2 separate regions of the Mus musculus genome follow, and region 1 is linked to region 2. The links are chromatin loops, found by intact Hi-C in ENCODE. Cell type or tissue: left cerebral cortex. All regions are shown on one strand. Each heading gives the region's core, and the rest is flanking DNA. Links, peaks and the distances in the headings are about the cores only.

Region 1 (12,065 bases), core at 3,930-11,929, 130 kb after region 2:
CAAGGGAAGTGTCTTCCAGGCACAACAGTCCTGATCCTGTACAGGTCCAAGCTAGGAGGGTTGCCAGAACCGAGATGGGAAAGTGGGCACAGGCTCTCACCCTTACCCAAGAAGCCATTTGCACCTGACACCTCCTTGCAAAGGAAAAATGTAGTTTTTTTCCCAAAAGAATGTTGCTGAGTATATTAAACACACTTCAGGGCAAGGTCCGTGGCCAGGATTAGATGACCAATACAAAATGAAATCAATTTTATTTTATAGTCTTTGTGCCTCAAATTGCTTTGTCTGGGCATTTTTGTGTCTTATTTTTCTTTTGTTTGTATATTTTTATTTCTGTTTTGTTGTGGGATTGTGTGTGTGTGTGTGTGTCAGTGTCTGTGTGTGTGTCTGTGTGTGTGTGTGTGTGTGTGCGTGTGTCTGTGTCTGCGCACGCGCATGTGCATGTACAATGTATGTTAGGGTTTTGGTTATTTGTTGTTTGTTTTTAAAGGAGAGAGACAGAAAGTGGAGAGAATCTGGGAGCTGATGGGTAAGAGGAAACGCATGATCAAAGTATAATGTGCAAGTTTTGTTTTGTTTTGTTTTGTTTTGTTTTGTTTTGTTTTTTAATAAAAAATAGAAAAACAAAGGTACAATGATAGGTCGGGAGATAGCCCGCAGTTTAGAGCACTTGTTGCTCTTTTAGAGGACCTCGACTCAGTTTCTAGTACCCACATAGTGGTTCACAACCATCCATAACTTTAGTTCCAGGGGAGGCAATGTCCTCTTCTGACCTTTGTAGGTACCAGGTGTATGTATGGTGTGTATACATGTAGGCAAAATACCCATACACACAAAATAAAAGTAATAAGGCCTACAAAGAAAGAAGGATTGGTAAATAGGAAAGATCAATAAGCCTGGAAATATATTTTTAAAATATTTGAATAATTAAAAAAGGAAGTCAGAGGTTATAACTTCTGATATGAACTTATTCAAAGTACACAAAAAGAAAAACAGGAGATTTACTAATTTTTTTTAATACTTCAATACAAGATTAGCGAGGACATTCAATTTATGAAAATAGAATATTCCGAGGGTGGGAAATATTGCCATAAGAACAAAAATATAATCCTTAAATTAAAATTTTAAATAAAGGCTACACAGAGAAAATTGAATCCTAAAGCAAATTACATTGGTGAATTAGAGGGCGAGGTTGAAAATTGTCCCAGAACACAGAAAAATATGCTAACAAGATCATATATATGTGAAAGAAAGACACTTGGAGAATAAATTCAACATATCTATACCAGTTTAATAACAGCCCCCAAAAGGGAAAACAGTCACAGAGAAGGTAACAAACAAAGAAACAAATAAACAAAAACAACAACAAAAATCCAAAACAAAACAAGAAATATGGGAAAAAGGTCTTAAGTTTCATAAACTCTGATACCTACTAGCTATCAAGTAAAACTAGAGTTGACTCCCACACTGAGCCCAATCCACTTTTCCTCCTACACTCAGGCAAAGCCAAGAAGTAAACAAAACATTATCTGGAAAGCGGAGCACATAAGTGTCTCATCTCACTGCCTTTTCACCACACTAAGTGCCAGAAGATAAGCAGAAGAGAAAGTAAAACACTGTTACTGGAGAATTTATTTGGGACCTGGAGATGTAGCTCAGTTGGTAGGGTGCTAGCTTAGCATGCAAGAGTCCTTGATTGAGTTCAACGCCCAACACTACATGAACTGGGCAGGGTGGCACACCCCTGAAATTCCAGTACTTTGGAGGTGTGAACAGGAGGTTTTGAGGTTGAAAGTCATTTCTGACTGCCTGAGATACAGGAGACATCTATCCTCAGAAATTAAAGAAGTCATATAAGTTTGCTCTTTCAGAGGTGTGTGTGGGGGGTGGGGGGATTCCTTGAAGCCTGATAACAGAAGTTAAAACCAAAACCAAACCAAACCCATATTAATTGGAATAAGCCAGAGCACTATAGAAGATTTTTCAAAGAATAAACCCATAAAAGTATTACTGTTCAAATAATTTCTGCTAACATTATAAAGTTTACGTACCATGAATGAATCCTATGTGAGCAATAAAAGTTTCTTACAGAAAGATGAAACAAAGATATACTTTAGAGACAATTTGAAGATAAGGGAGATGGCAAACGTGAAAATAGAATAAGAAAGAAAAGAAGAAAAAATCTCAATCTAATTGGTAATCAGAAAATGAGAAACTAAGATATACCAGTCTGTATCTACCAACATGATAGTTGAAGATCAATCAGTGTGTGTGACGTTACCAAAGGATTAATGACTAGGGAAATAGGAACTCAGTCTATTGGTAGGATTTAAAATTAGACTAATACTATGAGAAATTCAGTAATAACAGACCAAGTTGAGACTTTCTGCTACTGTATACCCAAAAGGCAATTGCAAATATACCCTGGCAGTGGTTGCAATAGCAGAAAGTAAGAAACAACTTACATTGTCCTCAAAAGAAAGGCAAAGAGTCAATAGTGAAGCACACAATTGACTGGTGTGTGTGTGTGTGCGTGTGTGTGTGTGTGTGTGTGTGTGTGTGTGTGTGTGTGTGTGTTAGTTACAACTAATGAATTACATTTGTGAATCAACCTCAGGAAGAGATCCACAAATTTTCAGATGTATATCATGTGTTCAGCAGCTCTCAAAGCCATACAGGCATTTATGCAAACTGCATGGATCTATATAGGCAGCTAATACAGTGAGGAATGAGAGTGAAATAGAGATGTACGGATCCGTAATAGCCATCGCCTCGGAAGCCTTTGGGCTGTGGATTGCAGCATGGCGTTTCATTCCCCATAACATTTTGCCTCCTTGACTAAAATCTAAATCTCCTAGAATGCTAACATTCATGAATCCTGAAGAACAAGCATCTGTGTGTTTATATTGTTACTGTTTTTTATTTAAAACCTTTCACATACACCCAACGTGGAATAAATATCCTACCTTATGTTTTTATAACAAGAGTTCTGCTGGAAATTTGACAGATGGGTTTCTGGAGTTATATTTGCAGGAACTCCATAAAACTATTCTGAATTTTTTTTTTTTTTTTTTTTTGCACAGGCTGTGCCTGTGTTTTGTTTGTAGAGTGGACAAAACTCAATCCCGTTAAAAAGTACTTAGCAACAGTTTGATTTGCTCAGTAGTTGAATAGTGCTATTGGTACTTAGCAGCTGGGCCCAGAGATTCTGAATATACTACAAATTGCACTCCTGCCTCCACACAATAAAGAGCTGACCAACTCCAAATGCCAATTATGAGCTAGGAATTGCATTCCATAGAGAATAATATAAAAACATACCAGTCATTGTTTAAAGACGTAAACATGTTCTTTTCTTTATGTAACGGGAGTCTGGGGGGTTGTTGGCACTGGTTCAGTGTCTCAGGGATGTCAGGATCTGGCCCGCCATGTTCCTCATTGTCTTTTCCTCAGTCTCAGAATGGATGCTGAAGCTTTAAGGCACCAATCCCAGCGTCCAAACAAATCAGAAAGACTGCAGGAGGAAAGAGTAATTCCATATTTTGAAAAACAAACAAATAAACAAACAAACAAACAGCAAACAACAGAAAAGTTTCTAGAAACTCCCGGTAGAGTTTACTTAGGTGTTACTGCACCACAAAGCCTCCCTGGCCTGTTTTATGAGTTTAGTTTGGGGCTTTGTAACCTTGACACTAGAAAGAAGTACAGAGTTGGAACGAATGTCGAGGCAGTCAACTCATAGCCTTGGCTGCAGAAGTGAGTAGATTGAATTTTTAAAATATTTTTATTAGGTATTTTCCTCATTTACATTTCCAAGATTGAATTTTTATATGAAAAAAAAAATTAAAAATGAGTGTATCAAAGTTCATTTAGGAAAATGCCACTTTGTATTTAAATCAAAGGGGGTTTTAATGTAGAAAACTGACTACGTGAGCCAGATGACGAGAGAAACTAAGCAGAAGGCAGGAGGAAGCCTGGGTACTGTAACTTCTTTAAGCTTCTACCTGCCTAGAAGGACATGGGGAGAAGGGAGAGTTACTAGGGTAGCAGGACAGAAGCAGGCACCATGACAGGGTGATACATCAGAAGCTGGAGCCGAGGAGGGACTGCAACACAGGTGGGAAGGAAAAAGGGTTTCTTCCACAGCTAAATTCAGTGGGAAGCTAGCTGATTCAGTCTGTGGGGGGCGCTCTCAGATGTAAAACTGGCCAGAGGAGAACAAGGTATTAGTAGGAGGGAAGAAGAGATTCAGGAACACGTGCATTGGGTCAAAAACAAAGCATGTTTCTATGTAAGATGGGGGAAGGAGACCACACGCGCAACAAAATTAATATCGGATGATGGCATAGAATTCAAGGTGCAGAGCATTAAACAGGATGCAAGGCTGGGCTGTGGTGGCGCATGCCTTTAATCCTAGCACTTGGGAGGCAGAGGCAGGCTGATTTCTGAGTTCAAGGCCAGCCTGGTCTACAGAGTGAGTTCCAGGACAGCCAGGGCAACACAGAGAAACCTTGTCTCGAAAAACAAAAACAAACAAACAAACAAGATGCAAAGAGTTTCATTTGCCTCCTCCCTTCCACCAGACCGCCCACCCTCCCTTCCTCTCTTATTGCCAACAGGTGCAATTCATAATGTAGAATTCAATTATTTTGCAACTATAAAGAGAAATTCAGTATCAGTAGAGGTGACCTTAATTAATCCCTTAGATAGATCAAGCCAACAAGAGTAAATAAGGACATTCAGCCATAGTTCTCATTAAGACACATGACAGCAGATATCCACAACTGTGAGTGCTTCTGTTGCTCCACAAGAAACACGAGAGTAGATGGAGTCTGTGATGGCTCCCACTCAAGAGGGCATAAAAAAATATAACTTTAGGAAAGCAAGAGAGAAGAATCAATAAACACAAAACAGAGATCAATATGTTTAAAAGAAGAGGGGAACTGATAAATTCACCAAGGTCCCATTTCAAAAAGATCAATAAAGGACAAAAACTAGAGAAAAATCTCATCATTAAAAAAAAGAGTCAAAGACTATGGAGATGGCTCAGAGGGCAAAAGCACGCGGTGCCAAGCCTGGTGACCTGAGTTGGACTCCCCAGAACCTGCGTGGTGGGAGGTGAAAACAGACTCTGGTAAATTGTTCTCTAGCTTCCACATGTGTACAATGGCACACATGCACACACACACACACACACACACACACACTGATAACAGCTTTGAAAATGAAGTCAGAGACAGTTTGAAAAACCAAGAAAGAAAAGAAAAACTAAATATAAAGCATTGAGAAGTAAATGCTAGCTAAGAGATGGCCAAAGCCACTTTGCTGCCAAGCCTGACAACTGAGGTTACTCCCTGGATTCACGTGGTGAAAAGGGGGAACCCCATCCTGCAAATCTGCTCATGCGGTGGCAGTCAAGCTAACCCCTGTAAGTAAATTAAAAAAATTTTTTTACAAGAGAACTAAATGCTAATATGGTCACAGATATTAGATCAAATCCATTGTAAGAGCCATGCTGTGTGTGACTTAAATCACTTGGAAATACCCATTATGAGGATGATTTTTTTTTTTTTTAGTGAAACAGAAAAAATTATAAAATTGGAAGCAGGCTTATTACAATTCATGAGGTCTGGAAATTACACTGTGTCATGGAATCAATATTAATAACATATGAATCATTTCTCCTATATGGTATGCATCTCATCTATCAGTAGATTTAATTTACCAGTCTCTTTTCCCCATTAAAATCTACACTTCCTGAGGGCAAGGACCTGTCTCTACATTTGCAGCTCCAATATCTAGTTAAAGATCTACTGTGGGTGCCCAGGGGATGGATGTTGAAAAATGAGCCCCTCCATCCCTCTGTGATTCCTCCCATCTTTCCTCAACACTCCCCCAAAGAGTAGTCAAAAGCAAGATCCATTCAGCCTGGAATGGAGAGAACTCTCTTGTCATTCTCTGTGTCCTATCTGTGACCTGTTTCTCTATGGACACTGTCGTCCTGTGAAGGACACATGGCCTGGCAGACTCCAGTGTGGTGCCCACAAAGGATCCTCTGTAAGCCATGCTGCTTATCAAGAGCTGCCCCAAGCTGGTGACTCACAGAATGGCCCAGCAGGCTCTGGCTGTTGCTAGGAAACCATGGTTCCCATGTGGAACTCAACGCCACACTTGCAGGTTGTCCCTGATAACTTAGAGAAAATGAAGAGTTGTCAGAAAAGGTAGAGAAAAACAAAAAGCTACAGTGAAGATGGTTAATGACGGACATCTATGGGGAGTCGAGACAAAAATGGTCAAGATATGTTGGCATTATCAGCAAAAGACACTTTTGTTTTCCTCACTTCTGATGTGGACATCAGTGAGTACCAGATCACGAAGACGCCCATTTGTAGTCTTGGAACGTTGGCTATGAAAGGCTTTGGGAAGTGACACAGACTTCTCGTGCTCTGGACCCCAGTCCACACTCTGATTTGACTCACGTTGGCTTCCTACTGGCTTTTTCAAGTTGGTCCCTAGAACACTTTTGACCTATTGCTATTCATCGTGTCTCAGATACTCAGAGGAAGCAGCACAAGGAAATATCAGTGGGTTTCAAACTTGACCAAAATTAGCTGGAGGGTTTCTTAAATGCACATTGGAGCACTTTACCTTCCAGAATTTCTAACTCATGAGAGGTGTGGGTGGGGAGTGAAAGTGTATATTCCTAATTATGTTTCCAGGTAACCTGATACTGCTGCCCAGCGATAACACTTCGGGAGTCTGCCTAGATTTTTAAATCTTACTATTAAGCCTTAAGGAATTACCAGATCACATAACTGGTAAAGAAGCAGGTCCAAGGGATGCTAGCGTGTCTCCCAAGTCACTTAGTAACTGCTAGTACTGAGCTCAGACCCAAGCTCCCTGGATTAAACACCAACACTTTTCCACTACAAAATGTTCTCCAAGCGATGCCTCTTTAAAAATCCTCCAAGACACTCCAGATGGCTGCCAACAGGGGTGGTCCTGCCCAGCGAATGCCAAGTTGCTAAATCCAATCCTGATAGCGACAGCTTTGAAAATGAAGCCAGAGACAGTTTGCAAAAGCCTTTGTGTTCTTCCCAGCGTCGTCTCTCATATTTCTAAATACTGTAGATGGAGAAGGAAGTGTGTTGAAGAGGAACAGACACAGTGAAGCAGGGCTCTGCCACACTTCCGAAGAGGCAGGCCTCCAATTCTGTGCTGCAAGCCAGGGCTATTGGCAGGAAGCCCCATCTGCTTTGGACTCAAACCACGAAGCAGTCCCCTCTTATCCGCCCCCTGACTCCCTGCCTCGTGTGTGCTGAGATGGCCTCAGAGATATATATAAAATGTAAAATATACGCATGCCTGCCGCTTTCGCTTAAATTATGGGCTTTATCGGCCATTCAAGCTCATTGTAAGTTTCAGGATACAGTTCTTTCTATTCACAACCTGGGCTTGGCAACACACACCAATAATGCTAATACTTGGGAAACTGAGGCAGGAGAATCAAAAGTTCAGGACCGTCTTGGTTTAAATCGTGAGTTGTAGGCTAGCCTAGGTTACATATTAAGCTCCAGGCCAATCTGGGCTACAGAAGGGGACCTTGTCTCAAAACAAAACAAAAAGTCAGCTAAACAGCTTCTTATTCACAAGGTCTGGATAAAAGCAAAGTGGAAGTGCCTATGGAGTTTGTCCTGGGCTCAACCAGTCTCCTCCTGTCAAGACTGTCCAAAGATTCCCTGCCCTCCCTGATTTCTATCCCCAAAGAAATTATTCTCTATTTACCTCCAGAAAACCTTAGCTAAAGCTACGAGATGAGAGATCTGAGGGCTTGTTTGCCACAAGCCTTTTAGTTTTAATAAAAGATGTTTGAAGATTAAAGAAACCTCTGATGCTTGAAAAAAATTCTAATGAAGAAAATGTGGGTGTGATGGGGGTGGGGATAGCATCAACACCATCTAGGATCTTTCTTGAGAGTCTCTGTGTTGTACCTTCCAGGTGGCCACACATTGTATCCTCCTAAAACTAAAGCCTGCCTTGTGGCCACACTTTGTATCCTCCTAAAACTAAAGCCTGCCTTGTGGCCACACTTTGTATCCTCCTAAAACTAAAGCCTGCCTTGTGTACCGACAACACTGCCGGGCTGGGATCTTAGAAGCCACTTGTATCTGCAATAGTCTCCTCTCACAGAGCTTTATGTCCACCAGATGGCATTCAGCTAGAGCCTGAGAACTGCTCTTATTCTGTAGCTTGATGATGCTAAGGAAGTGAGCTGAGGTTGGTGAGGGTCTTCTTTCTCTTAGGGTTTCAGGTTTGTTCATACACTGGAAGAATGAACTCCATGTGTGTGTGTGTGTGTGTGTGTGTGTGTGTGACTACTGTTGACTGCGTGCAGAAATATGTGACATTTTACTTGCATATGCCACTTTGAAGTTGCCAGTGTGCTTCACATTACTCTCTTTAAGCTCTCGTTTCTTGGCTGTGTAGAGATTTTCATTTCCATTCACTTGTGGCATAACAGAGGTTTAAATATCTCAGCTTGAAAGTAGCTAAGTTAGAACTTGAATGTAAGTCTTGATTTTGGATCCCAAGAATATATGTCATCAAACTCAGTAAACCAGGGAGGTAGCATAGAGGAGATAGAATCTGGCTGATTGTGTGGGCAGAGAGGCCTCTGGAGAACTAACTGGACCTGGCAACTCAGTCTGGCCAAACTATAGAGCAGGGGAATAGCATGATGGCAGCCCTCCCACTGGTGATACCGTTGGATGCATCAATCTCTGTACTTTGCTTCCAGTGCTCTTGGTACACTGGGTAGCCTGTGACTTCCAGGAAGGCAATAAACTTAGTCACTGTAGGATTGATCTGACAGAGAAGAAAGGTTCTTTCAATGCACCAGAGGATTTTCCTGGGAACCTTTGAGATTCTATTCATGTAGTCAAGACAACTCCTGAGAAGGTGCAAGATTGTTTTCAAACTACTTTCCCGCTGAGAATGCAAAAAAAAAAAAAAAAAAAAGGCTGAAGGGCTTGTGCTGAGCAAGGTCTTCCAGGAATTATCTCTATGCTGCTATGCATGTGGTGTTCAATATAAGTGTTATATGGCTGTGTATTTCATTAATACTGTCTTGTTCTAGCATGTCTGTCCTATATTTCAGATGTTGCCAGGGATACTAGGAAACGGGATTATGTTAACCAGCAATGTTCCATGAATCTAATTACTCCTGGGAAATTAACATGGCAATACCTTTGACCAGAGGGGTTAAGAGGAGGGAATTTTAGGAGTATGTGCAAGCACAAAGATACTATATAGGAAGGAGTTTAATCTACAGGGGTAAACAAAATCCCTTATACTACCAAAGTGAAGAATCTGGAAATAGTAAAAATTAAGGTTAAAACAAGTAACTTGAGACTGGTCTATAGGGTCTGGTGTGCCATGATGCAAGAGGGCTGCACTGGTTGTGGCACCTGGACAGCATTAAAGGCTTTATTTTCATTCCAGGAGGATTGTTCTAGAATGTTCATGATAGTTTAGATATCCTAGTGGGAAGGTGGAAGGGGCATAAGATTCTAAAAAGGATTTTTTTCTTTAAAATTAAAAGGCACATTTACTATTATTGTATGTGTGTGTGTCCAAATGTGTTGTAGCACACACGTGGATATCTGAGGACAGCTGTTGAGAGTGAGTTATCTGCTTCTATGGTGGGGTCTTGAGATGAAACATCGGTCTCATCCATTGAATCATAATGCTGGCCCAAGATTTTCCTTTCACAATGTGTGTGTGTGTGTGTGTGTGTGTGTGTGTGACAGAGAGAGAGAGAGAGAGAGAGAGAGAGAGAGAGAGAGAGAGAGAGAGAGAACAGTGAATACATGTAAAAATCAGAGAAAAATCTTTGGTGTCCATCCTCAGGTGACAGTTTATTGGTGGCCTGGCATTTTGTCAGCTAGGCCAGGCTAGCTTGCCAGCCAGCTTGCAAATCTACAGATACCCAGCTCTCTCCGATTCCAGTATAGCAGCCCTCAGGATTACAGGCATGCACCAGTGCACCTGGCTCTCTTTCTGAGTTCTGGGGGGTCTGTGAAGTAAATGCTTTGTAGCCCTCTCCCCAGCCTAGAATGATTTTTATATGAGGGACAGCGGGATGACCTTGATGTGGAAATGGAGAGAAAGGACAGATATGGAAGATCCTGACAGGATCCTACTTCCCTGCCAGTGAGAAACTCTTATCTTTTTTGAACATATTGCTCCCACTGGTCTTATGGGTACAAAGCAAGTTTTCCTACCCTTCTTCAAACGCACTTTCTTGCTGGTTGTTTTTGTAATGTGATCCCCTGTTGTCTTAGCAGAGCAATAGAGCCCTGCTCATTAAAACTGTGCAGCACATTAGAAGTGTTATTCATTGTAAGGAACTGATTTTATAGCGTTTCAAACCTGCCAAGTTGACAAATTAGACACTGTACTATTTCCTACAATCTGGAGCCTCAGATTTGGGGAATTTTAAAAGTAAGCAAATCCCATGGCAAATGGCAGCACCTGCTGGCAAATATGGTATCACATGCTAACTCCATGGTGTAGATGATGCAATGGCCCAGAGAAAGATGAACAAAGAGAACTACAGGGGCCAGAGGCTTAGGAGGGGATGCTGAAGGAGTTGGAGAAATTAATGCATTCTGGGAAACTTGGGCAAATCATTCCCCGGAGGTTTGAAAGAACTAATAGATGTCTATTACTGTGCTCGGTGATTTTGTACAGTATGAATATGAATAATATCAGGCAGGGTGTGTGACCTCAAGAGTTATTTTTAAGAGGACACGTTATAAAGAGTTCCATGTAACACAGTTCTATTAGGATAACATTGTGATGAATCTTTCAAGTCTGATACCTCCCCCCTGAAACCTTCATTGGCAATCAGTTTTAATTTAATGTGTGTGAAATGACTGTTTTAAAGGTTTCCCATGAGAAAACCCATTTTAAATACCTTACGAGGAACTGGTGTGAGAAGGCCATAGATTTTGGCCCTCACAATTCCACCTTGATTGAAACAGTTTCCTATTGTGTGGGTGCTGCTTACAACAAGGTAGCTGGCTCAAAAACTTGGAGTTCCCCTGCCTCTACCTCCCATCTCACTGTATTACAGACACCTGCTACTGTACCCAGCTTTATGTGAGTTCCAGGGATTTGAACTCGGGTCCTCACACTTGCACAACAGGGCTTTTACCCATGGAACCATCTCTCCACATCTATTCACGGATTCATAGACTCTCATCCAAGAAACCTCCAAAATATATTTGTTTCTATTTTATCATGTTTTCCCTCCCAGGAAGGACTCAAGACATGGTCACTAAGCCACGAACAGCTGACAGTCATAGTTAAACTTCAAACCAGCTATGGGAAGGGGTGAAACGAGGGACCTGAGAAAAGTGATGACCCTTAGTGTTGTGGTTGGAAAGACAGGTGTGGGTACAAATAGTTAATGAAAGACTAACAGAAATACGTGTTAAGGATCAGCATTTCTGGTGCAGACTAGATCAAAACCTTGGCTCAGTAGTCCTCTAGTTTGGTAACCTTGGGAAAATGACATAAAAATCTCACTGTCTGATCTTTAAAAGAGGAATAATAATAGCACCTGCCTCATTGGTTGCTGTGGGTTTAAAAATAAGTTAAAATACGAAAGCGGTCTATAGAGCCTGGCATATAGTAAGTACTATATGTGTCAGCTACTATTATTATAGCAGGTGGCAAATGAGTAGCATCTCTCGCAGCTCTGCAAGAGCAGCTATAAATTCTCTCTGGAAATAGTGGCATAAATGAACTTTCCATCTTTCCCTCTCTCTGCTAAAGGCTGATCCTGAGGCTTGTTGAGCACACATGTTAGAAACGCTATTTAGAAGGAAAGAACACAAGTGGACAAACTGGGAGACTCTCTGGGAGGTTGTTGGTGTTCATATAGTTTTGTTCTTTTTTGTTTTGTTTTGTTTTGTTTTTTAAACAGAAGATTTGTATCAGAGAAGAGAACTTCCTGAAGAATTACTCAGAGGCAGAAATATGTAAAGGTTCTTCTAGGG
Region 2 (16,491 bases), core at 3,919-11,918:
CCATACTCTATGCCTGATTTACCTATGTTTATTTTAATTGACACTGCAAAAATATTGTTTGTCCCCACAACTTAGACTCTTTAAGAGTCAGATTATCCCTTGACACAATGCCATCTACCCCAATACTATGGTAATATATTTTTGCATCTCCTTTTCTAACTCCTTTTTCAAAGTAGCAATTTTCTTAAGTATAATAGATTTAATTCTTCTCTTTTAGTACATATAAATACTGGTAAGCTACTGTGAAAGTTAGTGGAGTTAAATTATGAAATTTTCAAAAAGTTCTATTTAATCAATTAAATACAAATTGGCTTATTAATTCATTAAACAATGTGGAAAGAATCACTGTTTCACAATATTAAATTTTACTTTTCAAGATCACTCAAAAAAATGCCTTAATTTGTATACATTTCACCAGATAATATTTTCTTCTTTCTTAGTTTTTTTTTTTTTTTTTTTTTTTTTTTTTTTCCCTCAGCCCAGGTTCAAAGGAAGAAAACTTTGTGGATTGCTCTGCTTTCTTTTTCTAAGATTCCTTTTTTTAACACCTCAAATTCCAAATATACTTCATTGTTCTTCAATTCTATTTACAGAAGCAAAGCATATATTTTATCTACTTAACTGACTTCCAAAAAAGTACCCTGTTCAACTTATTCAGCAATCTATCACTAGCAAGAGTAAAAATAGACTCTTATTCATCACTTCTTCCAAGTATCAGGCTGTTGATTCTCTTCTACATTCTCTGAAGGCATGTACTCACATTTTTAATTTATTTTCATTTTGTATGTATCAGTGTTTTGCCTGCGTGGATGTACATTTACCACATGCATGCTCAGTGCTCAAGGAAGACAGAGTTTCAGACAGGGTGAACTTTGATTTGACTGCTGGGAAGCAAAGCCAGGTCCTCCAACAAAAGTAGCCAGGGTTCTTAACCAATCAGCAGCTATTTCTCCAGTCCTCATATGTGTTTTTAATATAGTTGAAACTTGTTATATATCAACTAATAACTTACAGTCTTTGGCAAGTATGTTAGTATTAAGTTGATTAGAAGTTAAATTGGAAGCTGGGATGAGGCTTAATTGATAGAATGCTTGCCTAGCATGAACAAAGCCCTGGGTTTAATCCTAGTACTTCATAAAGTTGGGCATAGTAACACATGACTGCAATCCCATCACTGAGAAGGTGGAAGCAGGAGGATCAGAAGTTCACATTTATCCGTGGTTAGGTAGTGCAAAGCTAACAGCTTTTTTCTGTAATGCATAAATCACTCTTTTTCTGTAATATATTGCTTACATCTATGAATCCATGAAACATCATAGTTAAGAAGTACACTTCTTTTAACTCTAAGTCCACTCCCCAAAAAGGTAAAATTGCTATAACATACAATTCCTTACATAGAACTTAGGTTTTATTTTCAATGGTGACATTATTCTTAAAATAAAGATGTATTTACATATCATTAACAGCCAAAGGGCTTTCAGAAAAATTACATCTGGGAGTGCAGCTCAGTGGAAGCGCTTGCCTAGATTGCAAAAATCCGGAGTTCAATCTACAGAACAGAAAGAAAGAAGGGGGTAGGAGGAATAGTATTGTATGACTTTGAAAAAAAAAAAGTTTGGACAAGCCCAGAGTTAAAGGGTAGCATCTCCTCAGCTGACAGCTCAGTGCTTTGCTTGATATTCTAAACAACTATCTCTGAATGACTGAAATACTAAATGTTCATGTAACTGTATCTTTATGTTCTAGCTTTTATCTAGCTCCTACTGCTACTCATGTTTGTTCAAACATCTCTTAATAATTTTGAATCTACAATTTAATATATAAGTATATAATTATTAGAGGAAAAAATGTTTTATCCTAGTCATGTGTGGTGGTACACATCTATAGTTATAACACTCCAGTGCAGAGGCAAGAGATCCTAAGTTCAAGATCAACCTAGGTCATACAGAAAGGTTCCATCATAAAAACTTCAAATTAAAAGAAGAAAATTTGTTCACAAAATAAAAAGCATTCATCTTTTTCTAACATGTACTAACAACTCTTAGTCAAAATTTAGGTAATGAATCATCATCTTCTTTTAAGTACCTTGGTACCAAATATTATTGGTGTTACCTACTAAGATACAGAATCCACACTGGAACATGAGCTCCACTGTTGCATGCATTCATTATTTCCCTGGCAATATTGCTATAGAGATTTCTCTAGTTTCGTGGTAGCAGGTATTTGTTTATCTGTCTTACATTAATCATTATCAAATTATCACTAGTCTCTGCTATAAATAGTAACATAATTAGAGGACATTAGAAAAGGAAACATTACTAAAATACTAGACTTAGGTCACCAAAAACTATATAATTTTCCTTTCCTACAAATATACACCAAATAATGACAAGTAACATATTTATTCTTAGAGGTACATAATCTTCAACATAAAATGCTTCAATGTAGGGCTTGAGAGGGCTTTGTTGGGAAAGTTGCTTCTGAGAAGCCTGGCAACCTGAATTTGATGACCAAGATTCACATGGTAGTAACAGAGAACTGGCTTTTGAAAGTTCTGACCTCCACACATGCTCCATTACACCACATGCACACAAATATAATTAGAAGATGTACAATTTAGTTTTATGTGTATCCTGTATATAAATTCTTATTTTCTTGATAAAAAAGCAGTATTACTAAAATAACAGTACTTTATCACAGGCTGAGTTTTAAATCCTAAAATGAATCAAAATAGGCCAAAAAAAAAAAAAATGCCACTGCTAAACATTTCCCTTTCTTTTAAAATTCCAAAAAAGTTAATTCATATAATAAGCTGCACAGATTTACTATATTTGTTAAATTCATAACTGAAATGAAGATCAGAAAAACACTGAGGGAATGGAGGGTTTCAGAGAACAAATACTATCTTTCAACTGGCAACAATGTCATAAAGAAGTCAATTAAGAACTTTAGAAGTAACAATGCAGTATTGTTCAGACACACTGTAAAGTGTTTATAGGGATAGACCAAATTCCACTACTCACTACTTCTAGACAAAACACTTAAAATTACTACCGTGAAACATGCTAGGAAACTTTTTTCCCCACTCCAGTCTTGAAACAGAGATCCTTCTTTGACCTCAGTCTGACCAGAGCTGAGGTTATGGACATTTACCATCATGTCCAGCAGCACCAGGGCATTTTCTTAAATCATTCCTTCTACCTTTAAGAAAGCTACAAACTGTCAGGGCCATGGTGGTGCACACCTTTGATCACAGTGCTCAGGAGGCAGAACAGGCTGGTCTCTGAGTTCAAGGCCAGCCTAGTGTACAGCTGGAGTTCCAGGACAGTCAGGGCTACACAGAGAAGCCCTGTGTTGGGGAAAAAACAAAACAATACAATACAATAACAAACAAACAAAAAGGAAAATAAAAATAGAAAGAAGGTTATAAACTAGCTGGATATGTTGGCACACCTGTAATCCAGTACTTGAGATAAGGAGTGAGATGGCAGGATAGAGTTCAAAGCTAACTTGAACTACATACCCTTGTCTAGAGGAGAGAGAGAGAGAGAGAGAGAGAGAGAGAGAGAGAGAGAGAGAGAGAGAGAGAGAGAGAGAGAGAGAATATAACTTGAAAGAATCAAGTTTCAAGAAAGAATCAAGTTTCAAGAGTAGCCTTTTCTGGGGGGGGGGGGGGGAGTAGCCTTTTAATTTACTCTAAAATTCAGAAAAAATCATTTAAAGAAAAACTGTTCTAAAAATCCCAGAACTTGAATGACATAGCTTCACTTTCAGAGCATTGTTTTTCCCACTGTTCAAGATCACATGGAATGTCAATTCATTGAATTAAGCTGTTTGTAATAAAATCAACTACTCACAGATTGGAAGTTAGTGCTATTTCTTCTGATTCTTCCCCATGCTTTTAGGTTCTATCATAGTAGACAATATTGTATTTATACCAGTAATTCTTCAAGAAAAATCCCTAGAGTTACTTCTGATTTCAAATATCCATTCTATCATCAAACTCTATTGTCCTGTTACCATTTCATCTAAATCTGCGGCTACACCACCACCGGTATGGCTGACTTTTCCTCCCAGCCTGCTGTACTTCATTCTCCTGAAGCAGCTCCTCTAAACTGTCTTTAACTCCACTGCCAACCTTATCTTCTCTCCCTGACATTATGCCACCTACCTCTTCACCTGGGCTTTTCAAGGCCTTTATGCTGCATTTTTATTCTGCTCAAGAGCCTCATCTTCAATCACATATTTATTTATAAGGTTGCTGCAACTGACTTTCAACTCCCCTTTAAACTGCCAGTTTCTTCTTGACCCTATTAAACATACTAAATTTTTCTTTCAGGTAATCACATTTTCTGTTAATCAATTTGAACACAGAATCCCCTTAGCATCTATGCCCAAAATTCACAGGCAATATATTTAGACAACTTTTATATAGTAATGATACATTTTTCAACTGATCACTTATCAGTGTTATCCCTATCAGAGCATAGACAAGAGCTGTATCTTCAGAACCACTGTGTGAAACACCTATTGCTGTCAATTGACCAAAATAAAATAATTAACTAAGTAAAAATACAGGGTAAGAGTCAACAAAGCATGCTCTTCAAAAACAAACCATTCAGCTTAAATTTTAAACATCTAGGGCCTTTCGATTTCTACAGACAGCTGACATATTTTTGTTTCTATAAAATTTCACTTTCACTTATCTATTAATTTTCAAAAAACATGGCCAAAATTAAAAGTTAACGGTGGTAAAGGGTGTGAACACTTACACCACACTGTCAGATTCTTTTAAAAAATCAACACGATCAAATCTAGGAATTGTAAGCTACAACTGAGTTTTCATACAAGGAAACAGTTGCTGCAGGGAAAGATGCACTCCATCTGCATATTCTGATTGGGGGGGGGTGTCCTTCCCTGCAACTGATTTAGATCAGTTTCTTTACTCCAGAGGCGTTGATTCGGAAAAATTCAATAAAATGCTACTAACATCTGCAAATATGCATCATGGAAAGGAAGCCCAGTTACTAAAAATGGGAAACAAAAGCAGGGGTATCCTCTTTTCATAAAAGTCAGCAGCTAAATTAAACACTGTAGTCGGTATCTACTGGCAGAATCAAAGATTTGTTTCTACTTTATAATGAAAGCAAGTTTCATTCAATTTAGTTCCTTCCCGGGCATCATCTCAACCTGTCAGAATTCTACAAGAAAAAAAATTTAAATGAAATAGGGAAGACACTAGGATTCCCTTCTACATAGCTTCTTTTTCTGAAACCACATCACTAAGTCTTGGATTTCCTTTACTCCACAGTAAGCCTCAGACTCCAAATATAAATTCTTTAACCCCCGCTTCTCCGTTCAATTACACTTGAACCATGCCAACTACAGAACCTCAGCCGAAACCCCTACAAATAGGTTTGCAATTCATCTTGGAAGTCGTGCCCTGCAGCAACTGTCTATCTCCAAACTCAGGGATATCACCCAAATACAACGCAACGGAATCAGACATGCAGAGCACACACGACTTCCGCGAGGGAGGGAAACGCGACCCGGGAAAAGTGCGCTCCTCACCAGCCTCAGGACCATCCACCGGGGAGTGAGAATGGGAGGGGGGGGGTGTCCCAAAAGGGAGGGGGAGAAAAGAACCCGACAGAGGGAAATCCTTCCTTCTCAAGGGAAAAAAAAAAAAAAAAAAGGCTGGCTCTCCCGGCCACGGGAAGCAGCCGGTCCTCGCGGAGGAGAAGAGGCAGACAGAGAGGGAGGGCCCTGTGCTAGGAAAGGCAGAAGGAAGGCACTTTCCGGGGTCCGGACTAGAGCCTAGCACCCGGCTCCCGGGGGAGGTGAGGAGTGTCCCGTCGTCTGCAGAGGGGACAGCCGGCCGGCGAAGGGGCAGCAGAGGCGGAGCAGAGTTCGCCTGCCGAACCCCGAGTCCTGTCAGGCAGGTGCCATGGGGCCGCCGGGTGGGGGGGGAGGGGAGAAAAGGGGGTGGAGATGGGATTCCCCCCTCTCGGAAGAGCTTTAGTGGAGGAGGCGCCCGGCCAACCCCGAGCAGCGTGCTTCAGACTGCGGAGCAGGAATCCCGCCGCCCGCACCGGCAGCGCGGAGCCCCGCAGCGCCCGCCGCACCGGCCCCTCGGTCCCCGGGGGCCAGAGACTTTGGCTGCTAGGGCTCCGGGGCCTGACACCCCACCGTGCCTGCCCCAGCTCCCCCGGGGAGCACACGGGAACACCCGAATCCTCAGCAGCTCTCAGCGGTTGTAAAATACACCCCCCGGTCCCCCTCCTCAGCCTGCCCTCTTCCCGAGGCCGCAGGGAAGCACCACCGCGGGCGAGAAACCTCCAGCAAGTCGCGGATAGTAGCCGTTGCGGCTCCCCCGGACCTCCTCCCCCCGTTACCTGTGAGGACTCCGACACGGATTTGATGGTCGTGGTTGGTGAGGATCATTCCCTCGGTCGCCATGTTTCCCAGCGCAGTCACCGCACTGACAGGAGCCAGGAGAAGCCGGAGCCCGGAGCGCGCCGGCCGGGAGCGCGCTTGCCTTGGAGAGCGCGAGAGCGAGGGCGCCCGGGGAGCGCGAGGCGAGCGGGAAGGAGGGGGCCGAGCGCCCGGTGGCCTGCGTGGGGTGGGGGGGAGAGGCCGCGCCAGGAGCGCGCGGGTCCGCGGAGGGGGCGGAGTCGGGCCGCGCGACCCCGAGTCCGGCCGGGAGGAAGCGATCCCGGGGTGGGAGTAGCGGCGGCCTCGCGGAAGACAGAGCGCGGAGGCGGCGGGGCAAGGCCGGCGAGACCCAGAGGCTCTGCGGAGTGAGACCCAAGACGCCTGGATGGCAAGAGACTGAGAGGGGGAAAAGGGAGCACACGCTCTGGAGGTTGCGGGGGCGGACTCGGGGACAGGGGCGGAGCTACACCCCGAGGCGTGCAACTCGTGGAGAGTGAGGGGAGGAGTGCGAGCTTGGCTGCGGAGTGCCGGGAGCGGGAAGGAGCCGGCCCAGCCTAGAGTGGGACCCAAGGAACGTTCCTGGGCGCGCGAGTAGCGCGGGATTGGCTGGGCGGACGCGGTGCGGGTGCGCGCGAGGCACGAACGCAGCCTCGGCGGGCCCCAGACAGAAGCAATCCCCCGCCGAGCCGGCAGCCTCGTCAGTTTTCCGCCGCCTCAGGCCGGCCGGCTCTGCCCGCGATGGAGCCACTCCGGACCAGGTGCGGCAGCGAGGTGGGCTCACCTCCTCTGAAGGCACCGGAGAACCTAGAGGTGGCTTAAGGAAGCGGCATGGGTGGCAGAACGGTGGCCGCTGTGACGAGAGTCCCCTCTCGGGCAGAGATAGGTTACCCTGTGCCGCCCCAGCTGTGACCTGCAGTCAATGCTCCCTCTGACTTCGCTTTGGCCCCGCTCGGTGACAGCCTACCACAGACGTCGTAGACGGAGCTTATGTGTCTGCAGCAGGGCACGTGGAGTGGAGATTCCTCTCTCTCTCTCTCTCTCTCTCTCTCTCTCTCTCTCTCTCTCTCTCTCTGTCGTCCCCTAGATGCTGTGACATTTAAGTTTCAGTGTTTCTGGAATATGGAATTACTCTGAAAATGTGGTCATTTAGTTCTGTGTCTTTCATAAAGTGTTATTAGCCACCTCTATTTTGTGTAGGTTTGCTAAATATCCTTTTCTGGCTTAAGTGTGTGTATGTTTTCTCATTTGTTCACCATAGTAAAACCTAAAAGCAAAACAACAACAAAAAAAGTATCAAAACTGTTTAATAATCTGCTCTTAGTCTAAAATCTCAATTATATGGTTATGTGCGGTTTGTATTGTTCCAGTAAGAACATAGCATTACTCATTCTATTCACTAAAGATTCACATTGTGCCTTTATATAAGAGGACAAAGGAAATGATGGGTGGAGTTGAGAAAGGATAAAATAATTCGTTTTTGAAGATATGTATACTAGTATTTCTGGCAGTGGATTAAATTTGTAAGCCAGATCATGAACTCACCTCCCATAATTACTACCAAAGATCCTAGTGGCAAAACAAGTTCTAACTGGTCTCAAAAAGAGGGAGATTGCTGAGAAAGTATGCCCAAATGTGTCACTTATCTCAAACTAAAGATGAAATAAAAATTGTTGATTACATCATAAGCTTTCAAGTCTATTATAGTCTATGTGGTACATGCAAATTCTATATGATTGGGAAAGTTTCTTAGTATTTAGAACTTCTAAACCTGCCCACTAACAGGTTCCTTCAAACTTTAAAGGTTAATAGATTAAATGGGCATGCCCTCCAACTTAGAATAGTTTATAATTTTTTATGGGAAAATAACTAGCACTTTCACAAATCAATAACAGAACACAGGACTTTCTGCATCTATAATAGTAGTAATGGTGAAATTCATTTTCTTTTCTGTACTGTGGCGTGAACTTTGAGCCTCACACACACTAAGCAAGAATTCTACCACTGAACTAAGTCTCTGATTAATTCATTAAAAGGTAGTTGTGTAGGGGGACTATGAAGTCTTAAGATTTCATGGATTACTACATTTTACTAAATATTAGTACTAAGATTACTGAAAAATAATGAAATTATTAGTCAGTTGTAGATGCTTGTTTTCCAGTTATTCAATACATATATTCCTCTCCCAGATTCCATAAGCTATAACAATTAAAATGTATACAAGAAAAACTTTACTGTCCCCAGTTCCCACAATTTTCCTTTCTGTGACTTCCATTTCCATATTATCCATGGTCCAAAAATATTAAATAGAAACTTCAAGTTAGAAAGTATATATATGATAATATTCCATTGTATACATGTGGTATTCTGAAGGATAAAGAAAGTTAAAGTTCCTCAAGGTAAATCATTCCAAAGTTTTGCATGCACACCATTCTTAGTGTAATACAATCACATGTAATCCCATTTGGTCCTGCCTGCACTGAGAATCATTCCCCTGTTCAGCACACCGAACCGAAGCAGCCATCCCTTAGTCACTGAACATTATCTTGGTCATCAGGGCAGTTGTCCCAGTACCAAGTGCTTAGTAGTAGCAATTCAGCTATGCCAAAGAGAAGCTGTAAAATTCGCCCAACAGTGAAAAAGTAAAAGAGCTCTCTGGTGTTACTAATGAGTACAGTGAGAACTAATAAGGAAAGTCTATATAAGATTTGAGACTGTAAAATTTCTAGTATACATTGGGAGTTTTAGAATCAATAGTGGAATTGCCATATTACAGTATATGGCACTATTACACTATAGAAAAATCTCAAAAGTCATTCTAAAATTGAGTATCAAGGAAACTTTTCTGGATACTAGAAGTAAAGTAGCAGTTTCAAACATTAGCACTTTATCTTAGAGGAAAAAGTTTTGTTTATTTGTGACGAATTGGAGTTGGCCAGGAGTTTATTGTGTTTATTTGGATTTAATAATTAAAAATAAAAGTTTACCATCTAAAACAAAATAAAAGGTAAACATAGTTTCATTATGAAGGTGAAATATGTTCATCAGAAAAAATCAAATTTAAGATTTTTTTCTACAGGTAGTGTATTTACACTTTACTAACTTCTGCTTTTCCTTTATCAGAATTTTAATATAAATAAGACAAAATCTTACTGGGCTTTGCTGGGGCAAGAAAATACTCAGCTCTAGACACTTTCAGAATGGATTATACCACTAAGGCTTAGTTCACAGGTCTGACTGGCTAATGTCCAGAACTAAAACCCACTCCATTAAGGATGTGTTTAAGTACCCTTTCAAATATACTTAATACCACCAAATAGTGTACTTTTCAGTGGATAAAATGGTGGACATTGTATGTATTTTACTGCAAGTAAGAAGTTGGGTAGAAAGTGAAGCTTTGATTTTAGCCAATAATTTCCTCAAAGAAAGCTAAATCATCAAGATGAACTTCAAGAGGCAGGCAGATTTCTGAATTCAAGGCCACCCTGGTCTACAATGATAGTTCCAGGATAGCCAGGGTTATACAGAGAAAGCCTGTCTCGGAAAAAAACAAAAACAAAAACAAAAAAAAACAACAAAAAAAAGATGAACTTCAGATTGCATCACTGTCCTAGGATCATCATAACTAAGTACCATAAACTCTGGGCTAAAACTACACATTTATATCTCATGAGGCTAGAAATCCAAAATCAACTTGGCAGTAAAACAAGCATCTACAACTGACTAATAATTTCATTATTTTTCAGTAATCTTAGTACTAATATTTAGTAAAATGTAGTAATCCATGAAATCTTAAGACTTCATATTCCTAACATTTCCTCTGGAAACTCTTTAGGTCCACTCTTATTCCTAAACTCCTAAATTAGCTTCTTTTATTATTGCAGAAACAAAATTACAGACAAAAGCAACTTACAAGGTATATATTTGGGCTTCTTTGATGGTAGTTGTTCATCGTGGCCGGGAAATAATAATATTAGGACCTTGTGGCAGCAGGTTACATTGCATCTTCAGGAAACAGGGTGATAATGGTGGTACTCAGCTAGCTGACTCCTTTTTCAGTCCAGGACCCCAACCCAGGGAATGATACTACCAAGTTACAATGGGTCTACCTCCTCAATTATCCTAATACAGAAAATTCTTCAAACACCTGCCTTGGGGCTTTGTTTTCATGGTGATTCTAAATCTCACCAACTTGGCAATCAAGACTGTTTATCACACCCCCAGCTTTCTCCACTTTTTCCTGAGGGTTCCAATATATACCACCACCTACATATTCTCTCATAGATAGGAGATAATTTCTCAGGTCTATACTGAAAATTTACAAATGTAGAAAATCATAACTTACTTACATAGTTTCTTATTTGATAAAAAGGAAACCTGGGATGACAACAAAAAAGGTTCTGAATTGTAAAGAAAGTACCAAATTTTTTTCTTAATTTGTAGAATGATTTTTTTAAAAAGGAATTACTGCTAGATATGAGAAGTGAAAGTTTTGTTAAATAAAAAACTAATATTAAGTTATTTGATGTTGATTTTATTGCTAATATATAATTGCATAATGATAAAGTTAGAGAAATTAGCATGTCTGTCACTTCAATCAGTTACCATTTCTTTGTGCTAAGAGCATTCTAAATCTACTTTTACAAGTATGTTTAAATATACATTAGTGTTATAGTCACTGTGATGTACAACTGGGTAACAAGCTTTTTTCTTCTCATCCAAATATAACTTTGTATCTGTTTATTCTACTCTCTCCATCTCCTCCATGTCCCCTCACCATTCTGTGGTAACCATTATTCTAGAACACTTTCAGATTGCATATATGAATGAGATCATGTGGAATTTTTCTTTCTATGTCTAACACTTCATTTTACATAATTTTCTTTTTATCACTAAATATTTTATTGCACATGCATTGTACATCTTCATCCATCTGTCCCTAGACACCTAGCTTGATTCTCTTAGCTATTGTGACTAGTTATGGAATAAACATGGAAGTGCAGATGTCTCATCAATATACTAATTTCATGTCCTCTTTTAATCTTTCTGGTTTTGTTGGGGTTTTTAACATTTGTTCTCCATCCACAACCACCACCACCCCTGTGTATGCATGTATCCATATCTATTTGTTGCAAGAGGGAGGATGATGGGAGGACAACGTGGGAGAATTGTCTTCCATTTTATGAATTCCAAGGATAAAACACAAGTCCTCAGTCTTAGCAAGAAGCACTCTAACCTGCTGAGCCATCTCACCAGTGCTAATCTTCCTGTTCTGAGGAACCCCATAGTAGGTCCAGTAATCATCTCCCTTCATATGTCCACCAGCACTTGTGTCTTCTCTGTTTAGGTGAGATACACTGTATTATTTAATTTTCATTTCTTTGCCTTACATATCTGTTGCCCATTTTCATACCTTTTTTTTTTTTTTTTTTGGTTTTTCGAGACAGGGTTTCTCTGTGTAGCTCTGGCTGTCCTGGAGCTCACTTTGTAGACAAGGCTGGCCTCGAACTCAAAAATCCACCTGCCTCTGCCTCCCAAGTGCTGGGATTAAAGGTGTGCGCCACCACGCCCGGTCATACCTTCAAGTTCTTTTGTCAGGTTTCTAACTGGATTCTTGGCTTTACTATTGAGTTTCTTACATCATCTGGATATTTAATCTCTTGTCAGATGTACAGTCTTCACATATTTCTCCCACGCTATAGTTTTTTCTTCCCTCTGGTGTTTGTTTTGCTTTTGACTTTGATGCTATTCTATTTGTCTTTTTAAGTTTTAGTTTTATTGCCTGTGCTTTTGAGGTATTATCCAAGAGTCCTTGCCTAGTATACTGTTGTAAAATGTTTCCTCTATCCTTTTTCCTATTTAGTAGTTGCATAGTTCAGGCCTAACATTTTTAAATGATTTTTTTCAAATGCATAGCATTTCATTTGTCTGCATTATTTTTATTTGTGTGTGTGTGTGTGTGTGTGTGTATGTATGTGTGTGTGTATGTGTGTGTCTGTGTGTGTGTCTGTATGTGTGTGTCTGTGTGTGTCTTTGTGTGTGTGTGTGTGTGTGTGTGTGTGTGTGTGTGTGTATGCCACAGTATGTATGTGTGGAGATCAAAGGACTATATCAGGAATTGAATTTTATTCTCCTTTCACTGTATGGGTCCCGGGGATCAACTCAGGTCCTTAGGCTTGGCAGCAGACACTTCTACCTACTGTGCCATCACCAGCCTTCCCCAACCCCCAACATCACTTTCTGAAGCAACATAGGTCCTCAACCACATTATCAGAAGTGAGATGGCTTCAGTCTTACTGCAACTTGATAGCCATTGTTTGATTGATGTCCATGGGAGGTCTGCCCTTTTCTGAAGAAATGGAGGTGTGGTGCATTGGGAAGTGGGACAGACTGAGAGGGGAGGAGGGAAGGGAAACCAGTGAAGTGCCTGTGGATGGATAAATTTACTTTTGGGCTCTCTCTTCTGTTCTGCTAGTCTGTGTGGCTATTTTTATGTCAGCATCATGCTGATTTGGTTACTACAGATTTGTAGTATTTTGAAGTCATATCGTGTGATACCTTCAGCTTTATTCTTTTTGGGATTTGGTGATTTGGGGTCGTTCATGATTCCAAATTTTAGTTTTTTACTTTTTCTAATGCAAAGAATAAATATCATTGATACTTTGATAGAAGTTGGATTTAATCCTTAGATCTCTTTGGGTAACAGAGATATTTAACAATATTTTAAATTTTCCAACCAAATCGATGTTTTATAATTATCAGTGAAAATAATCTTTTTGGTTACATTTATTTCTGAGTATTTTTGTAGCTATTTATAAATGGAATTGTTTTCTTTTTTAATTGTTTTCTTTTTAACATTTTAAACTTTTTATCTATTTCTTATTTATATGTATGTGGGGCCTATTTGTCTGTATGTGTACCATATTGTGCAGTGCCCCTGCAGGCCAAAAGATCCCCCTGGAACTGGAATGTCAAGTCATTGTGAATTGTCTGGAAACCAAACCTGGGAACCTCTACAAGAATAGCAAATACTCTTAACCATAGAGCCATCTCTTCAGCCCCAGGATTGTCTTCTTAATTTCCTTTTCAGATAGCTCATTTTTAGTATTTACAAACACTATATTGTGTACTTTCAAATGGGTAGTGGTGAAACTATGTCAACATTAAAGTTTTTGCCTAGCATAAGCAAATATCAGGGTTTGGGCACGGTCACTATAAAAGTAAATCAAACTTTTAAAAAGAATAAAGAAACTGATTTTATATGTTGTTTTATATCCTGTGACTTAACTAAATTACTGGTGACAGATTTGGGGAACTGTGTCTTCAGAGATTTCTGTGTGTAAAATCATAATATTTGCTAACAGGGAAAGCTGGACTGATGGCTTTCCTGTTTGAATATTCTTTTGGTTTTGGTTTTGGTTTCGGTGTTTTTCTCTTGACTAATTGCCCAGCTATAACTTTCAGTGTCATGGTCTCAACCACTGAGTCATTTCTCCCGCCCCCCTCTTAACTTTTTAAAATAACACTCAGAAATGTCTATTTAGAAAACAAAGCCAACCCCTCCCACTTATCTAAGATACTCTTGTTCTTGCGAAGGATCAGATTTAGTTCCCAGTGTCCATGTGGTTGCTTATAACTCTCTGTAACTCCTGTCTCAGAGGGTCTGATGTCCTTCATCTAATCATGTACCAGGCACATACATGATACATACAGGCTAGCAAAGTCATATACATAAATTATTTTAAAAGACAAATACTTAGGTGTCACACCTAGGTGTTTATAACTTTATGGCCTTAATTTAGATCTATATACTTTGTGTTCCTTAATGGCTTTCTCGATATAATTATCATTGATAACTTTCACTAGGTATTTCAAAGGTTATATTCTACTCTCAGAGTAATATGTTACTGTGCTTTGATTGTGAGTTTATATACATTAGTGAAATCTATACTTTCAGATGTGTTTATGTTAATAAAGTACTTTTATTTCTTGTTGAAGCACCTTCAATTTTTTTAATGCTAGGCTAGTAGCTTAGCCTTTGCTTGAGAATATATTCATTAAAAATGAAAAAACTGAAAGATAACTTTTCAGGGCATAATATTCTTAGCTGGCTTTATTTTTTTCTTTTCTGTTCTCTTCTAGCCTGCAAGGTATCACCTGAGAAATCTGCTAATATTCTCATAGGGACTTCTTTATATGTAACTTTATGTGTCATTCCTCTTTCAGAATTCTTCCTTGACTGTTGAAATTTTTGTTATAGTGTTCATCAGAGAAGAGCTGGGAGGTTTTTTGAGCTTCAAGAATATGGATATCCCTCTAGAGACTGGAGGCCCCAGGGAGTTTAGAGGTCTGGTGGGGTGGAGGTGGGAGGTGGGGACATCCTCATGGAGACGGGGCAGTAAAGAGGTATGGGTTGTGGAACAGTTGGAGGGTGGACTGGGAGAGAAACAAAATCTGGAGTGTTAAAAAAAAAGAGTATAAATGAAACAAAACAACAAAAAAAGAATATAGATGACCATGCCTCCCCCATGACCTGGGAATCTCTCAGTTATTATTTATTTAACGTCTTCTGTGCATTTGACTTTCTTTTCTCCCTGTAGAATTTCCATAAAATAAAGATTTGATTGCTTAATTATATCCCTTAAATATAGGCTTTATTTACTGTTTTATCATCCATTGTTTTTGGATTATTTCAAAAGACATTAGAACTTAACATTTAGAAATTCTTGATTTTGTTTGCTAGTGATCATCCCAGTTAAATGTATATGAAATTCATTCATTGAGTTCTTCAGCTCTAATGTTTCTACTTGGTTCTATTTTATGGTGCCTCTGTGAATTTATTTGGGTAAGAATTGTTTTTCTGATTTTATTAACCTACCTGTTTATATTCTCTTGTATCCCTCAGAGTTTTCATATGGTCATTGTTTTCAATTCGCTCTAAGGCAATTCATAAATTTTTCATTTTCTTGGAATTATTCTTTGCATAGCTGTTATGTTTTTGCAGTGGTGTCATGTTTTCTTGCTTTTCAATTTTATTGTACCCATGTTATTATATATCTACTAGTATGCTCACCTCCTCCAGGTTTGTAGAGTGGCTCTCATAAGCATGTTTTAAGATGACAGTTGGGTAGAATGTACTGGCTTTGAAGTATGTACAGTAGGGAGTTTCTGCAGCCCTTTTTCAGTTATCTTCAATTTTAGGTATTTGTGAAATGCTTTAGTTGCCTAGGCTGTGGAAATTTATCATATTAGTCTGTTAGCTCTGGGTGAGGTTTCCCTGGAAGTAGTGAACACAACCATTACATGTGTGTGGCCAATCTGGAGTCAGTTCCCCTGCTGCCCAGGACTACCAAGGACTAGTTTCTTTTGGACACAGTATAATATGAGCCAGTGGTAGAGCACTGAATGCAGGTTTCAACAGGCCATGGTTGGTAGAATGCCTCCTAAACAAGCTTGTTTCCAAGGATAGGGATATATACATACATATATATATATATATATATATATATATATATCATTAGCTCCTCTGTGGCAATGGTATCTTACCATGCGTGAAGTTTAATTTGGTATAATGCAAGGGAAACAGTTGTTACTATAACAGACTGATGATGCATCCAGTGTCAGGATGATAATGTAAGAAGCAAAAGTGATGGTGACAGCAGCAGAAAACAACATAGATTCCTCCTTGGGTAATGTCTAAGCTCCAGGCACCTGTCTAAACGGGGCCCAGGACCTGTGAGACCTGCAAGACCCTCCATCGGTAAAGACTGTGTCTATGGTGGAGCCACTCTGGGCTTCCTGATTACCTCTTGTTTGTGTCAAAAGTATCGCTTCATTCTGAGTTGATCTCAACTGATACAACAATACAGCAGAGAAAGGGCATTTCATTCTGCTCTGTGGGGTCATCTTTAGCATTCCTCTTCCACAATGTACCTACCATTCCCCTGCTAGACTCCAGTACTCCCCCTCACATATTCGATCACCAAAATAGTTGTTTTATGTTTTGGTCCTTTTGATGGGGAGCACAGGCATTCATAACCTGCAGTTAGCCATCTTGCT

What was found. Hi-C counts contacts between places; a loop is a spot of excess contacts. Peaks named below come from ENCODE experiments on the same cell type or tissue, not always from the same donor. Only the 100,000 strongest peaks of a DNase experiment are listed, where the experiment ranks them.
Region 1: it touches region 2 in a loop (7-fold over the local background); 4 of 42 quality-filtered maps call a loop at or near these places.

The regions. Positions count from the first base shown.
Region 1 is chr12:78,094,013-78,106,077 of GRCm38, reverse strand. No RefSeq gene overlaps it. Among named protein-coding and RNA genes, the nearest start is that of Gm6657, 97 kb to the left of the region's middle. In left cerebral cortex, for the core only: a CTCF peak has its summit at 8,199 (motif pointing right); DNase peaks (open chromatin) are centred at 7,134, 8,213, 8,435, 11,726 and 1 more place; H3K27ac peaks cover 522 bases.
Region 2 is chr12:78,216,746-78,233,236 of GRCm38, reverse strand. Gphn (gephyrin) reads right to left here and starts at 6,582. Exons shown (of 23, transcript NM_145965.2): 1 at 6,396-6,582. The coding sequence starts at 6,459. In left cerebral cortex, for the core only: a CTCF peak has its summit at 7,230; DNase peaks (open chromatin) are centred at 5,454, 5,879, 6,562 and 6,966; H3K4me3 peaks cover 3,171 bases; H3K27ac peaks cover 2,234 bases.